2 separate regions of the Homo sapiens genome follow, and region 1 is linked to region 2. A link is a loop called in an ENCODE intact Hi-C map of the cell type or tissue named here. Cell type or tissue: endothelial cell of umbilical vein. All regions are shown on one strand. Each heading gives the region's core, and the rest is flanking DNA. Links, peaks and the distances in the headings are about the cores only.

What was found. Peaks named below come from ENCODE experiments on the same cell type or tissue, not always from the same donor. Only the 100,000 strongest peaks of a DNase experiment are listed, where the experiment ranks them.
Region 1: a loop joins it to region 2, with 14 times the contacts of the local background. A loop is called at or near these places in 1 of 110 quality-filtered maps.

The regions. Positions count from the first base shown.
Region 1 is chr21:34,832,370-34,840,131 of GRCh38, reverse strand. It overlaps RUNX1 (RUNX family transcription factor 1), which reads left to right. Exons shown (of 9, transcript NM_001754.5): 7 at 5,531-5,722. RUNX1-AS1 (RUNX1 antisense RNA 1) reads right to left here and starts at 3,819. Exons shown (of 2, transcript NR_186614.1): 1 at 3,186-3,819. RefSeq lists an enhancer at 3,136-4,335. In endothelial cell of umbilical vein, for the core only: no CTCF peak of the experiment used is centred there; a DNase peak (open chromatin) is centred at 3,811; H3K27ac peaks cover 2,502 bases.
Region 2 is chr21:35,930,091-35,937,852 of GRCh38, reverse strand. No RefSeq gene overlaps it. Among named protein-coding and RNA genes, the nearest start is that of LINC01436, 71 kb to the left of the region's middle. In endothelial cell of umbilical vein, for the core only: a CTCF peak has its summit at 4,066; DNase peaks (open chromatin) are centred at 4,212 and 5,402; H3K27ac peaks cover 2,100 bases.

The DNA of each region.
Region 1 (7,762 bases), core at 2,145-6,144, 1.1 Mb after region 2:
TTCACCTTAGCAATCAGACTGATTATCATGACAGTGACTCTGACAGAATGTGCCCAGTTATTGTAGGAGACAGAGACGGTCACACACCGGCCTATCTGCAGGGCAGAGTTTGGGCATTTTCAGCTGCTCTGTGTGTATTGAAGAGTTAAAAAAATGAAAAGACGGCCAAATAGTTATCACCAAAAGGAGGCCGTCAGTCATTGCTCATGAACACAGTCTAAACACAGTTCAGGCATATTTAGTTCGCGTGTTTCTCCCCAGCACACAGCAAATCAGAAGCAGGCAGGAGAAGGGAAGTAGTAATGCACATTGGAAGCTTGAGTATCAGGAGGAGCTCTCCCTCTCATGCAGATATTCCCAGCGTGCTCCCTGTATCGGCAGCCTCAGCATCACCTGGGACCTTATTAGAACTCCAAATTCTCAGGCCCTTCACCCTAGACCAACCTACCAAACTAGAATGCCCAGGTAATTCCATTGCCCACTCAAGCAGGTGAAACACAGCCTCACAGCCTGCAGGTCACAGTGTGGCTGGGGCTGTCTTCTGATTCTACACACACACTGGGAGCAGAAGTGAGATGGTTGAGGCAGAATGCAAAAGTTCAAGTGCTTTCGTGTCTCTGAGATCTAAAACTATGAAGCATTGTGCACTTCTCCACCCTGTTCGCTTTGAGTTCACAGAAATGTGTATTTCTAGGTGCACTGAGTGTACATCCCGAGTGTGTGTGTCGGTGGGTGTTGAATTTCTAGGCACACTGAGTGTACATCCCGAGTGTGTGTGTCGGTGAGTGTTGAATTTCTAGGTGCACTGAGTGTACATATCTGAGTGTGTGTGTCCGTGGGTGTTGAATTTCTAGGTGCACTGAGTGTACATTCCGAGTGTGTGTGTCGGTGGGTGTTGAGAGTGTGTGTGTTTTCAGACCTGCCCTCTTCCTGTAACTGGCCGTGTGAGATTGGGCAAATGACATAACCTCTCTGAACCTCACTTCCCACACATTAGTTAAAAACCAAGGCTGATTTCTGTGGCCATTCTCCAGTTCTGAAGTACTCCAACCTTGTGGTGTTGTCTTAGCTTAACGATATGAGAAGAAATTGGGGTGGGGGAAAGTGAGGCTACCCATAGTTACGTAGCACTGGACAATATATAAGCATGCATATATAATATGAATTAGAATGTATACTGACATACTATATACCATTATATAGTTTATATTATATAGTATATATAATATACATGTGGTATGGTAAATAATATTGAAGAATATTTCCCAACATTAAATTAGCCAGCATATGGTTAGGTTTGCAATTAGGGAGATTTATTTTACCATCTGCAAGGGGCTTCAGGAAGAGTCACATTCAGTACTGTCACTTTGAAATCCTAATGACCCTGCAACCTAAAGGTTAGACTGTGATACCAGGAAAAGTAAGCTGTTCTCTACACACATTGATTTCTTTTCCATTGTCATAAAACAGTAGCAAATCAAAGGAAGAAAACCCCATATTTTTATATCCAGATTCATGTAGTGAGTATCCAATTGACTGGCCAACATCTTCTGAAATACAGATATCCTTTTAAAATTGACTATATAAAATTCTTATATGCTTTTAGAAGAACCACAATTTTATACATGTATATACAGAGAGAAATATATCTTTTTGGTATTATGCTTTTGCATAGATTTGGCTCAACGGCTCATCATGACAGTCTTCTGAGTATATACCTTCCTCATTTTTCTGCTAAGAATCTATCAAGAAAACTAGTAAACCCATATCGGAAACATAGACTAATATGTTGTTGACTGCCAGAAAATTCTTTATTCTATCTAACCAAAATTTTCCAAGAAACGGTGGCAATTTAACCTTATCTGGTTTCTTTAATGGAAGATCATATATTACATTTATGTTACTTACAGCCACAGATCACAATGGTGTCTTGAAAAAGGCAGCTCGGTTATCAACGAGATATGCATACCTGCTCAGTTTATTTTGTATGGCAGAAAAGTGAAAGCTGGTCTCACTATCCGTCACAAAATATCATAACATTTAAGGATGGCCTAATGAGCAGCCAACCCCGAAAACAATAGGAATGCCTTTGGAATGAAGTAAAATTTTGCAAACGGCATTGACTTATTTTTATTATATACAATTTTTTCCCCTTTTTTGGATTTTTATGACTCTGCATACATAATAAAATTCCAAGCAAGTACTTTCATTTTTTTCAAAAATGAGAAAATGGTACTAGAAGAATTTAGGACCTTTTTCAACTCTGCTTAAGATTAAGATGTCCCAGGGTGAAATCTTGATGTGCCCACTACTTTAAAGCACCGCCCTGTAAACATTCACAGTTGATTCCAAACATGCTGAAGAAGCCAAGCTGCCAGCATGCAGGTGTTCAGAGCTGCATCCTGGTTCTACCCAAGGGCTTGACCCAGGGTCGAATTCCCTGTTGCCCTCTAAAGCCCGGTACTCAGTGAGAAAGAAGAAAAGTGAATTGGATAGTAGACATTTTCCATACTCCTCTATTTAACATTCGGGGGGCAAATGAGCCTTTTAACTGAACACAGATACAGGAAACTGAAGACATAAAGTATTCATTTTCCCCAGCTTGAAAGTTTATATCGGAAGTTCCTATATTTCATGCAAAATATTGCTATTTGGCACATGAGGTCTGATGGTTTCAGAAAGTAAGAATTAGATGTTCCTTCGATCTAGCTTGTAAGTGCATCCAAACCACACCCTGAATATGATAATGCTTCTCATTTCCCCTGTGCCTTGGTGTCACAGCTCTCCAGCACCATTGTGAGCCTGAGGGTCAAGACCCCTACCAAGGCAATAACGTTCCTACTGACTCCCAGGAACACACGTGGGGAGAGTGGAATGGGCTCTTCCCCAATCCTCCAGCATTAAACTCAGCCCTGAGACTCCCAGGGCTTAGAAAACAGCTTAGAGTGAAGAATTGTTTTCTCTGAGAGTTATGCCTGAACACTTCTGCTAAAGCAGACAGTCATCAGTTAATCTCTATAAATGACTACAATTTTGGCAGGTATCAGCTGGTATAGAAATTGCTCACAAGTTAAAGCTCTCATTTCTAAGTATATAGTAATGAGGGGGACTAATTAAAATAAAAAACAAAGAAACAAACAAACAAAAAATACCTCACGTTGTGCCTGACCACAGGACTGGCTTACCTGGAATGATGATTCCTGTTGGGTGTCTCCGTGGCACAGGTCCCCACGCTTGCTGGCTAAGAGAGACACAACTGCCAAGAGCTGTTTTTCCAAGCTGTGGCTGTAGACTCTACCACGTCAAGTGCTGTGTATTCAGAATGACCTCGCTCACATCACTCTCCTGGGTCACCCACTGTCCTTGACACAGTGTTCTTCAAAAATGCCACTAAGTGCCTGAGGAATGTGAAGTTTTGAAATGAGCACAAAACCTGCCGGCAGCCTTTGCCGACTGGCATTATTTCTGAGGCAGATAGAGCTCTCCACAATCATTGTTCCTGCCTTCTTCTTTACCCCAACTCGTAATGCCAGGCATTAGACTGTGGTAGGAGGTTAAAGGGCTGAGTTATTATGTTTTGAATGGTTGTTCCATTGGAATTGTTTGTTTTTCTGCAAGAAAACTGCAGATTTTTCAGTTTGATCATCAGGAAGCCAAGGATCTATGGCAGAGATAAGAGGAGGGAGGAGCTAAGGAAGGCTTCATCCAGAGGCACTGAGTCACACCATGGCTGACCAACACAGAGCGCTCTAGAAAAAAGACATTTTCATACTTCTGAGGGAAAGGGATGATGGGGGTTGCTGCAAGACCTGGCCCCATGGCCTTTCATCCACAAAGCCGGTGCTTAAAATACGCAGCCAAGAACAGGCCTCCCACATGCATGCTGAGCCTGCGTGACTCAGGCTGTTTGCGTTCAAGTCTCCTGTTGTGGGCTGGAGCGCTGAATCAGAGTCCAGATTTGCCTTGGTGACACATGACAAGAGGGGCCATTGCATTTGAACTACATAAATATTATGCTTAAGTGTTTTTCCTCATTTTGGAGCCAAACAGGTCTCGTTAATGATAAAATCACTGCAATATAGTGGGCCCTTTTTTTCTGGTCTGGAATTTGAGACAATGTCAACTGTGCCAAGGGGCCTGGCAGCAGGAAGAAATGGCCAGCCATGGAGATTTGCAGCCATCATGCAAGTTATACCATTTAATTTTATAATTGTAGCCATTGGGAGCTGGACTACAGTGCACTTCTCGTGGTCTGCTCTTACCCCAGGCTGCGGGAGTGGAATCAAGGGGGCCTCTTTCTAGTCTAGGATTGGGTCAGGGCATGTGAAATAGCACTTTATGGGGGCAGCGGGCAGGCTGTTTCTCAGTCTGGCTTTGGGGACATTTGGCAATAGGGAACAGAGGTTGTGCAATCGATCAAGGACTCTTTATTGGAACCATAAGGCTGAGGAAGCAGCAGGAGGCCATTGTCTTTAAAAGAGAAATGAATGGCCCAGGCCTCCTGTGGCTACCTCCCTACCTTGGAGCCTCAGCTTTGCACGACAGGACTGGCTCTGGTTTAAGGACATTTTGAGAAAACCGTAGGCCCCAGTCCCCCATGAGTGGCCTCTGCTTGCTGCTTCCTGGTGACGGTTGTTTTGGTGAAGAGCATGATGAGGACACTTGCTATCTATATAGACACTGAGGGGCCCACCATCCCACCCTATATAGACACTGAGGGGCCCATCATCCCATCCCACCAGTCCTGAGCCCCCTGGGGAAGCTCACCAGATAGGCTGTAGCTACCTCTGGGCTCCAGTGGGCCTATTCTGCTGGGAATATTGGACAAGACACAGGCGAGGCCTTCCTGTCAACTCCTCCTTAGGGGTACATGGGGGAGTCGGCTTCAGGGAAGAAGGAATGCTTGTGAAAAGCCTGTGAGGAGAGGGAGAGGGAGAGGGGCTGAGGGGCTGAGGATGCCCTGCGTGTACCTGGAAATGGGACCTCCCCAGAGGCTGTGGGTTTGCAGCCACGCCTCATTTCCTCTTGGAAGGGGCCCTACCACTAAGCTGCGGGGCCCACTTTGCCGCCTCTAAAACGTGCCAGTGGCTGGGTTTGCAGTAAGGAACAGCCGTTCTGATGCCCCTGGGAGGCCACCTTTCCTGGCTGCCACAGCATAGCCCCTGGCATGTGGCCATGTGCCAACAATTAATGCGCCTCTTTCCCTCCCGGCATCACCACCACCGCCAAGTTCTGTATCTCAGTGAGTTGTGCCCATTGGAAGTGGGTGTAGAGGGTTGGGGAGGGTGCCAAGGCCCAGACTGGGGGAGCACTCTGTGGCCGAGGCGGTGAAAGGGGGCCCATTCTGCTGAGAGGACAGTGGCCCCAAATTCAGCTGGCATATCTCTAGCGAGTCTATGTTGGGGTGAGGGGAGAGAGAGGGGAAAGACAAGAAAAGCCCCAGTTTTAGGAAATCCACAATACTTTTTCTGATCTCTTCCCTCCCTCCTTCCCTCCCCCCATCCCCTCCCCTCCCTGCTCCCCACAATAGGACATCGGCAGAAACTAGATGATCAGACCAAGCCCGGGAGCTTGTCCTTTTCCGAGCGGCTCAGTGAACTGGAGCAGCTGCGGCGCACAGCCATGAGGGTCAGCCCACACCACCCAGCCCCCACGCCCAACCCTCGTGCCTCCCTGAACCACTCCACTGCCTTTAACCCTCAGCCTCAGAGTCAGATGCAGGGTAAGTACCAGATGGAGCCCACTGCCCGCCTCTCCTGCACCTGGGCCACCACCCACAACTGGCCCCCATGTGCACACACCTTCCCAGACCAACTGGGGTTTCCCCTTGATGCTCAGAGAAAGGCCTCGAACCAACAGCACCACCTGGGAGCTGTTGGAAATGCAGAGTCTTGGGCCCCACCCACCCCAGACCCACCGAGTCAGATCTGCATTGTAACCAGATCCCCACAAGGAAAAGCACTGCTACAGAGGATACGAGGAGCTCTGGGTATGGATATCCATATTGGATAGATAGCTCTCTTGAATTTTTTAAGAGTTAGCTTTGGCTATGCTATTTTTTTACCTACCCATTAGGCTTGAAGACACACACGCAGACACACACACACACACACGTCAAGCAAAGTGAAGATGGGATGTTTCAAGTTCTCGCTATTGCCAGATTATTTGTGGGTTTTGTATCTAGTGTTTTTTTATTATTAAGAAATAGTTGAAATGTATGGATGTCATCACATCAAGGGTGTTATTTGCAAATCAATAGAGAATGCAGGTCCCCCCAGCCCATGGGGCTAGCTGGCAATTACTAAAGCGCTGTAAGATGCAATAATTGCCTAAGGCCCACTGTGCCAAATTAGATAATACAAGAAGTTCATTTACACTGTAGACCAGTGACGTCAATGACTGTTTGCTCTGTGATACCGTTTCAAAAATCCAAAATGCAGACTTTTCTCTGTGCCATGCAGGATGCAGCTGTGTGTGATATGGTTTACAGTAATATTTCTTTCTCAAAGTAGCAGGCTTGTTAAGGAAAAGATAAGCAACACATCTGGGGAAAAGGGCAGGTGGCCAGCAATCGATGTGGTAGCTCTTTGCCCCTCTCGGACAGCAGGAATTAGCTTCCCCAGGCATTTTCTGTATGTGAGTTGTATTGTGGGATGTACAAATATCATCTGTTCCTTTGGGTTTCCAGGCCAGTAGCTCTCTATTTTGGGTTCAAACATGGGTTCTCAGGCCGGGCGCGGTGGCTCACACGTGTAATCCCAGCACTTTGGGAGGCCAAGGCGGGCGGATCACGAGGTCAGGAGATGGAGACCATCCTGGCTAACATGGTGAAACCCCAACTCTACTAAAAATACAAAAAATTAGGCAGGCATGGTGGCGGGTGCCTGTAGTCCCAGCTACTCAGGAGGCTGAGGCAGGAGAATGGTGTGAACCCGGGAGGTTGGAGGTTGCAGTAAGCCGAGATTGCACCACTGCACTCCAGCCTGGGCAACAGAGCGAGACTCCATCTCAAAAAACAAACAAACAAACAAACAAAAACATGGGTTCTCAAAAGGCATGCCCACTGTCTCCCATGGAGCTTGACAGCCCATGCCATTAGCTCTCACTGTTAGGTTTCTGGGGAAGGTTCTTCTACTTGATTGGAAAATTTCCAAATAAATCTTTCCAGAAGATACTATGCACACAGCTAAGTGGCCTGTCTGTGGAGTAACCCTTTTGTAAACAAACAGAAACCTAAAGCTTGATGTTTTGGGGGGCTGCCTGTCATCTATAGGTTCATTTAGGTGTATTTAGGAAGAGGATCCATGAAACCACTGGTTTCCTGTTACATAATAATCATTAATAATGATTTAAAATGTGTACATTGATTTTTTTTAAATTCCAAAATACAAGCGTATATGGTAAATTAAGTCAAATGGTATGTTCAGTGAGCGAGATGGGCTTGGGGCAAAACAATACTTTGCTTCCAAAGAGGATACAACTCTCAAGGAGATTCTTTCATCTTGCCTTTAAGGTCATTTAAACTAATTCACATAATCTTCAGAAAACTAATTCACATCATCTATTCATGTGTAAAATCAAAAGGAAGACTGTTTTCTTAGTCTCTCGTTGCCTAACTGGCCATTTATACTACTAGGTTGATTAAGGGATTTGCCTTTTTCTGCTGATATGGGAACAAAAAGTCTTAAGCATTTTTAAAGGCAATGGAAAATTCAGCCACATGGGGGAAAATTGATATTGTCACCATTGAGTTGCTCTGTTT
Region 2 (7,762 bases), core at 1,829-5,828:
GTTTGTGTGGTCCACTTTTTCTGCTTAGAGAGCATGATTTTGACCTGTCATATGGACCTAATTTTGTTGTTGTCAATCTCCTTTTTAGCTCAGCAAACTCACACTCAATACGTAATCTCTGTTTCTGGGTCTTAGCTATCTTCTAATTTATTATGAACTCAATAAATACTTCTTTTATTTTGTAATTTAAGGTTGTTGATGAAAGGGTTAAGGTTGTGTTGGATAAAGGTGCGATTGTCTGTGAAATGCCACTAGTTATGCATCCAGAGTGAATCATTAAAAACAAAACCCACCTTTTAATGTCGAAATCATTTTAGATTTATGGAAGAGTTGCAAAGGCAGTACAGAGAGCTTTTTGTATACTCTTCACCTGTTTTCCTTAATGTTAACCTCTTACATAACAGTGGCATATTTATAAAAAGTAAGAACTCAACATTGATACAATACTATTAATTAGACGATAGACTTTATTCTGATTTGTTTTTCTACTAATGACTTTTTTTCTTTTCCAGAATCTAATCCAGGATACGATGCTGCATTTAGTCATTACAGCCCCTTAGTCTTCTCCAATCTGTGACAGATTCTCAGTCTTTTGTTGTTTTTTACGACCTTGACATTTCTCAAGAGGACTGGTTAGACATTTTGTAGAATGTTCCCCATTTGCATGTGTCTGATGTTTTCTTGTGATTAGACCAGGGTTTTGGGTTTCTGGGAAGAATACCATGAAGATGAAGTGCCCTTTTCATTGCCTCATGGCAGGTGCATGTGATGTCAACATGACTTCATACCGCTGATGTTAACCTTGATCATTCGGTTGGGTGAATGATTTTTAATGATTGATCATCAATATTGGGTCACACTAATTTTGTATTCAGCACAATGGTAGGTACTTACTGGGTGAGATAATTGAGAAACAGCATAGAAAATCATTCCAAAAAATGGATAAAAAAGAATATTCTTTATATAATGTGCAAGGAAATAGTGAGTAGGCAAAGAATAGACAATTCACAAGGGAAAAGTTTTTTTCTTCTTTTCACAAGGGAAAACATTTTGAAAAATACGTGAAAAAGTTTCTCCTTATGGATAAATAGTAATTGTCATATCATTATAATATTAATTTTAAAATGGTACACAAACTTAAGAATATTAATTGAAAAGCTGGTGTAACCAATTTGTATTTCCAGTCTAATTACAATTATTTAAAAATATGCAAAGTTAAAGAAGACCAGATCATAGAATAAATGTTAATAGTGATTGCTTTTGGATGATGAGTTTGTGGGTGATTGTTTTTCTCCTTTTGGCTTTTCTATAGCTTTGGAAAAATTTAACAATGGGCTTGCATTAGTCTTCTAGGGTTGTCCTAACAGAATATCACAGACTGGGTGGTTAAACGACAGACATTTATTTTTTCACAGTTCTGGAGTTTAGAAGTCCAAAATCACAGTGTTGACAGGGCTGGTTTCTTCTGGGGCCTCTCCCTGTGGCTCTCAGGTGGCTGCCTTTTCTTTGTACACACACATTCCTGGTGTCTCTTTCTCTTCTTGCAAAGACATTAGTCCTATTGGATCAGGGGCCCACCCTATGACTTCATGTAACCTTGTTAAAAGGTTAACATTATCTCCTTAAAGGCCTTATCTAACAGTCATATTGTGGGTTAGGGCTTCAACATATAAATTTTGCAGGGACACAATTCAATCCCTAACAGAGCTTTTTTTTTTTTTTTTTTCCTTGAGAGTTTCACTCACGTTGTCCAGGCCGGAGTGCAGTGGTGTGACCTTGGCTCACTGCAACCTATGCCTCCCAGGTTCAAGCAATTCTCCTGCCTCAGCCTTCCGAGTAGCTGGGATTACAGGCCCCCACTACCACACCCAGGTAATTTATGTATCTTTAGTAGAGACAGGGTTTCACCATGTTGGCCAGGCTGGTCTCAAACTCTTGACCTCAAGTGATCCACCCACCTTGTCCTCCCAGAGTGCTGGGATTACAGGCGTGAGCCACTGCACCCAGCCAGAGCTAAATTAACAGATGCGGTGTGAAGTACTGGAAAGAACATAAAAGTTAGAGTCAAAACCGATTTGAATAGCTACTTAAAGGCCATGTGAATTTAGGTAGATCTGCACCTCTGTTAGTTTATTTGTCAACCTGGAATACTAAAATAATTTTGCAGGATGTTTGGGAAAAAAACTTAAGTGATCCAATAAGCATGGAAGTGCCTAGCATGAGTTATACTTAACATTGACTTTCTTAAAAGACGTGGCACCTGTCCTTGGGATTTTTATAATCTCCTTAGAAAGACAAGATTAAAATACATTAATGGATGAAATGCCAAGTATTGTGGAACCTCATGTAGTCATGGTAGGAATGCAGAGGAGGTGGAGGGAGAATTGGAGGAATACTGAGAAAAATTCTAGGGAGTAGGAGGTACTTGTATGTTGAATGTGTTAGACACTGTTCTAAGTCATTTTGGATCCACGTTCATGCAAATATGTATTAAGTGCCTATCATGTGCCAGGCATTATTCAGGGCATTGATGCTACAGAGGAGAGCAGAATAGACAAAAATACCTGCTTTCATGTAGTTCATAGTCCAGTGGAGGGAGACAGGTAATAAACAAGTAAACAAGCAAGTATATGGTAGCGCTAGGGAGAAAAACATAGCAGGAAGCGTGTTCCCTTTAGGTAAGGTGACCAAGGTGCTTAGTGCTCACATGCAAAGATGAAGGCAATATCTTCTTGCTTTCCACTCAGGAAGAGAGTCTTAAAAACAGATCAATTACCAGAAACAGGGGAAACACTATTATATTAACCCAAGGCGATAGAGGGATAAAAGAGAGATGTACAGACTATGCCTGGGGAGTTAGGGATGTCTTCACAGAGAGGTGGTGTTTCAGCTGAGTCTTGGAGTGGATAGCATTTCCCCGGGCAAAGACCTGGAGGGCACCCCAGATGAAGGGAATGTGATTGGATTTGGGGGCTTGGAGGATAATTGGGTGTGTTGGGAGCATAGGGTAAGGAGCGGAGACAGGTTTGAAAGGTAGATGGGCACTTATATGTGAAGAACTTTTCTCTATGATGCTGGGAGAGTTTGGATTTTATTCTATAAGTGAAGGAAGTGACATTTATTTCAAGCAGGGGTTTTTCAAAATATTGCTTGCGTTGGAGGTTGGATGGATGCCGACTTCATTAACTGAGGTCTAGGAAAGAGTGCAAGAGGGTTGAGAGGAGAAGGAGAGATGAAAATGGAAGAGGAGATAGAGTGAAGGAAGGGGAAGTACTGAGTTCAGTCTGGGAAGGTGGAGGGTCCAATGGCAGTTGGATGAGGAGGCTGAGCTGGGGGAAAGTCAGGAGGAAACATCTAGATTTGAGTTGCACATCAAGACTCTAATTCTATCTGCCTTCCTAAGGTAGTTGATTCCACTTGCACCAAAATCTTGATTAGATTAAATCAACATCTTAAAAAATTAAAACAAATGACACGCCTTTCATTCTTCTGTAAATGTGAAGTTTAGTGCTTTTTTTTAAGAAATAAAAAACCGAGAAAGTTGCATAAATACGCATTTGTACTCTGCCTATTTGTGCTGATTATTTCTCAGCTAGGTTTCTGCCTATGGGTTTACAAAGTATCATTTACACAAAAGTACTTTGCCAGTTAAGGAATTACAATAGGAACATTTATTCACAGAAGCAGGTCATCCCTTTCTCCCACTCTCTCCACTCCCACTTTTGAAGCAGCATATGTTTTCTGTACATTTTTCTAGCCTTCAGAAATAACTTTGTAACAAGTTACAAATCCCTAGGGCCTGCGAATTTGAAGACATGTGGTGTATTTAAGTGCTCTCCTTCTTGCTTTATTATTCCTGTGGGTCCTCCTTCCTTCTCCTTCTAAGTCAGCTCTTGGCTCCTTACCTCAAGTGCCTACTGAGGACATTTGGGCTCATCTACTCTTTCTCTCAAGATCCCTGGGTCCAAGAACTGGTCAACCCTCTCCCAACATGATTTTGAGCTAAATTATCTATTGCCTTTTTTTTTCTTCATTCCTTTCCTTCTTGAAAGATGTCTACAGTCTGCCTTGGTCCTTTAGGGGTCAGTATACCCTCTTTCTTTCTCACTCTCTGGCTGGCTATTGTCGTGTGTGTGTGTGCACACACATATGTGATTCAGTGACTTTCTCCAGAGGCGCCTGGCTTGAGTGAGTTGGTTCTGTGCCATTGGGAGGAGGATAGTTTCTTCCCCACAGGGGCAGCGCTGCTCTGACTTAGGGAGTTTAATGTCTTGTCAGATGTTGATGCTTTTACTTCCCTTCCTGTTTCAACTGGAATGAGTCATATTTGAAAATATTTTCATCCTTTTAGTGACTATATTGAATAACACACATTTTTCATTATTATTTACTGCAATTAACCTTAACCTCATTCTTTTCTTCTTTTAAACATTAGCACAGTTATTTCTATTATTATCTAGGTTCCCTCTGTCTCTATACTTAGCTTCATTAAAACGGATTGCAGCTTAGATAGGTTGAGAAACAGTCTTTTTTAATTTCTGGAGACTCAGCTTTCATTAATGCAATAATGAAAACTATGGTGGGAGAGTGTAGATAGTTGGCTAATAGATTGTCCCAACCTATTTTAGATCGGCTTTCTCCTCATTTGTCCTCCCCTAAACCAAGCTACTTATAAATGTTCTCCAATTCTGAGCTCTTTTTTTTTTTTTTTTTTGAGGTGGAGTCTCACCCTGTCACCCAGGCTGGAGTGCAGTGGCATGATCTTGGCTCACTGCAATCTCCACCTCCCAGGTTCAAGCGATTCTCCTGCTTCAGCCTCCCCAGTAGCTGGGATTACAGGCATGTGCCACCATGTCCAGCTAATTTTTTTTTTTTTTAAGTAGAGATGGGGTTTTGCCATGTTGGCCAGGCTGGTCTCGAACTCCTGACCTTAGGTGATCCGCCTGCCTTGGCCTCTCAAAGCGCTGGGATTACAGGTGTGAACTACCACACCCGGCTGCGTTAATTAAACTTCCTTTACTGCCCTGAGCTATTCTTATGACATTTCTTTGAGACAGGACAAGTGACTCAGTCTCTTTGTAATTTATTGAGTTCTTTGATTAAAAGAGACCATTACCAGCTAAAAATTCTACCCTCTGCCCTCGCTTTCACATCCTTCGAATGGATAAAGGGAAGATCTGTACAACACAGCCAGATATCAATACTGCTGCATCGTGTGCCTGGCTTCCTGGTGGTAGCCACCTGCTGCTTAGAAACTGTTTCAAAGGGGAACTGGCGTACTTCCCTTTTAAGCAAGAGTTACAGCGCAAAAGCTGCCTCAGTCATAATTTCTAACGTAGTCATCTCCTCTTTATAAGTGCACTTCCTCAGAGACCTGTGGACATAAACTGAATGTGTTAGGCAGAGACCTTTCAAAATTTAGACTTGTTTTCTGGACAGATGCCAGATTTCCTGGATGGCTGGTTACAATCCCCTTGTCCACCCGCGCAGTGCAGCTAAGATTGTCTGTCTGAATCATCATCCTTTTTTAGTGTGTACTTAAAGTGGAAGTGATGTTTTCCAGACCCTGTGTAGGAATGAGCTCATGTCATGAGGTTTTGCTCTGATGTTGGTTTCTCTCAGTTAGTTTAGTGACATTAGGATCTGAAGGCCGACGAATGGCTTTGATACCATTTTAAGGTGTCTTCCATTTCCAGTACTCCAGGATTATTGGGAAATTACTGGGGAGATGAAGACATTATGTAAGGTGGCAGGTCAACCTACTAGTTATTCACAGCCATTGGAAGATACTATGGGACTGTTAATAGTATGTGCTGAAAAGACTTCTCTCTTGTTGCTTTAAAAAAATGTAGTTTATTTACATGTATATTGACTTCTTTATGGTCCTATCCTAAGTGGATAAATGGCTGAATTCTATTTTTCTGCTAAGATTTTAGGCAGGAGAGTATTTTTCATGAATGTCTTGTAAATCATTAGTAAATGTTCTCTGACAAAGGGTTCCATGGCTAGATAGGTTTGAGAAATGCTGGGGAAGAATATGATGATGTCACCCGTAGGACATTTACATTGCTCTTCCTGATGCTGATATACAAATATATGTCTGTTTAAATTGATTTAATGATCTAATAAAAACTAAATTTCTCCTCTGAGAAATTGATGAAAACAACCAACCGTGAATATCCTAGCAAACTGTTTTCATGTCTGTTTTCAGATAAGCATTCCCTGAAGAATTTTATTTATTCATTTGTTTATTTGTTCATTGAACACATATCTATTTTGTGCCTTCTCTGTGCCAATACTTAGGGAAACGCTGCACCTTAATGAAAAGAAGGCTGTGGCAGACATGGCTGGTCTCAGCCATCCCTTTCCTTTAGTAAAGTTGAGTCCAATGCAGCCCAGAACAAAGGTTATGTTTCCCAGCTTCCCTTGCAGCAAGAACTGCCACATGGCCCGTGGGATGTGACCTTGAGGGCTATGTGCAGAGTTGCTGTGGGGCCTCTATGCACAGGCTTAGGTATGCACAGGTATGCACGTGCTATGTGTTTTGGATGGCAGAACAGCAGGACAGGAAGAGCGGGAACTCTGATACTATGGAGTGTTATAACACTTTGAATATTTATGATTAGACCATATTTAAAATAAATAAACTATTATCAATTTAAGTTACTGTTACTTTGACCTTTTTTAATGATAGCCAAACTAATAACCTAACTGATCCAGAAAGGATTTTCAATGATCAGGCATTGTCATAAGATTCAGTAGGCACATTTAGGAGCTTTTTTTTTTTGAGATGGAGTTTCACTCTTGTTGCCCAGGCTGGAGTGCAATGGCGTGATCTTGGCTCACTGCAACCTCTGCCTCCCGAGTTCAAGCGATTCTCCTGCCTCAGCCTTCCCGAGTAGCTGGGATTACAGGCATGGCCCACCACGCCTGGCTAATTTTGTATTTTTAGTAGAGACAGGGTTTCTCCATTGTTGGTCAGGCTGGTCTCGAACTCCCGACCTCAGGTGATCCACCCACCTCAGCCTCCCAAAGTGTTGGGATTACAGGCTTGAGCCACTGTGCCTGGCCACATTTAGGAGCTTTTAAAAGTCAAGCAGTACATAATGACCATCTCAGTTTAGATAAAAGGCCTGAATATAGAAGGGTAACTTTTGTGAGCTTCTGAAAGTTCTCATTCCTACATTTTGAGAGAGGAAATGAAAGACCTAAGGAACTGAAATTCCTTTCAGTGATGGTGGAGAGAGGCCCATGTTCTTTTCACTGCTTTAGCCAACATATGTAGAGAAATAAGGCCAGGTTTTCATATGATGTCTGAATTTGCCCAGTTAGTCCAGGGGGGACAGGCGCTCAACATAGATTCAAGGGTTTTAAAATAATCAACATTTATTTTTCAAATTCCTTCTATATATCTTTGTAAAACAAATTCTGGCATAGCAAACTTCCTTCTTACCAACAGGCTACCTCTATCCACATAGTGGGCATATGTAAACACACGAGTATATATATTTAGATGTGGGTTCGGCATAAAATAGCTTTTTCTTCCTAAGTAAGGAAAAGAAAACCTCAACGCATTACTAAATGTGACATTTTGGATCCAAGTAGACAAAAAGAACCACGTGAAAATGTGCTAAGCTTCCACATAGTTAGCAACATGTCACTTTGTGAGAGAATTTTCATAATTAATGAGCCAGGTCAATTTGCTCTGCATTTGACTTTGATGAATATGTCGTGGAGTATTCCCACTGGGACTCTTTCCAGT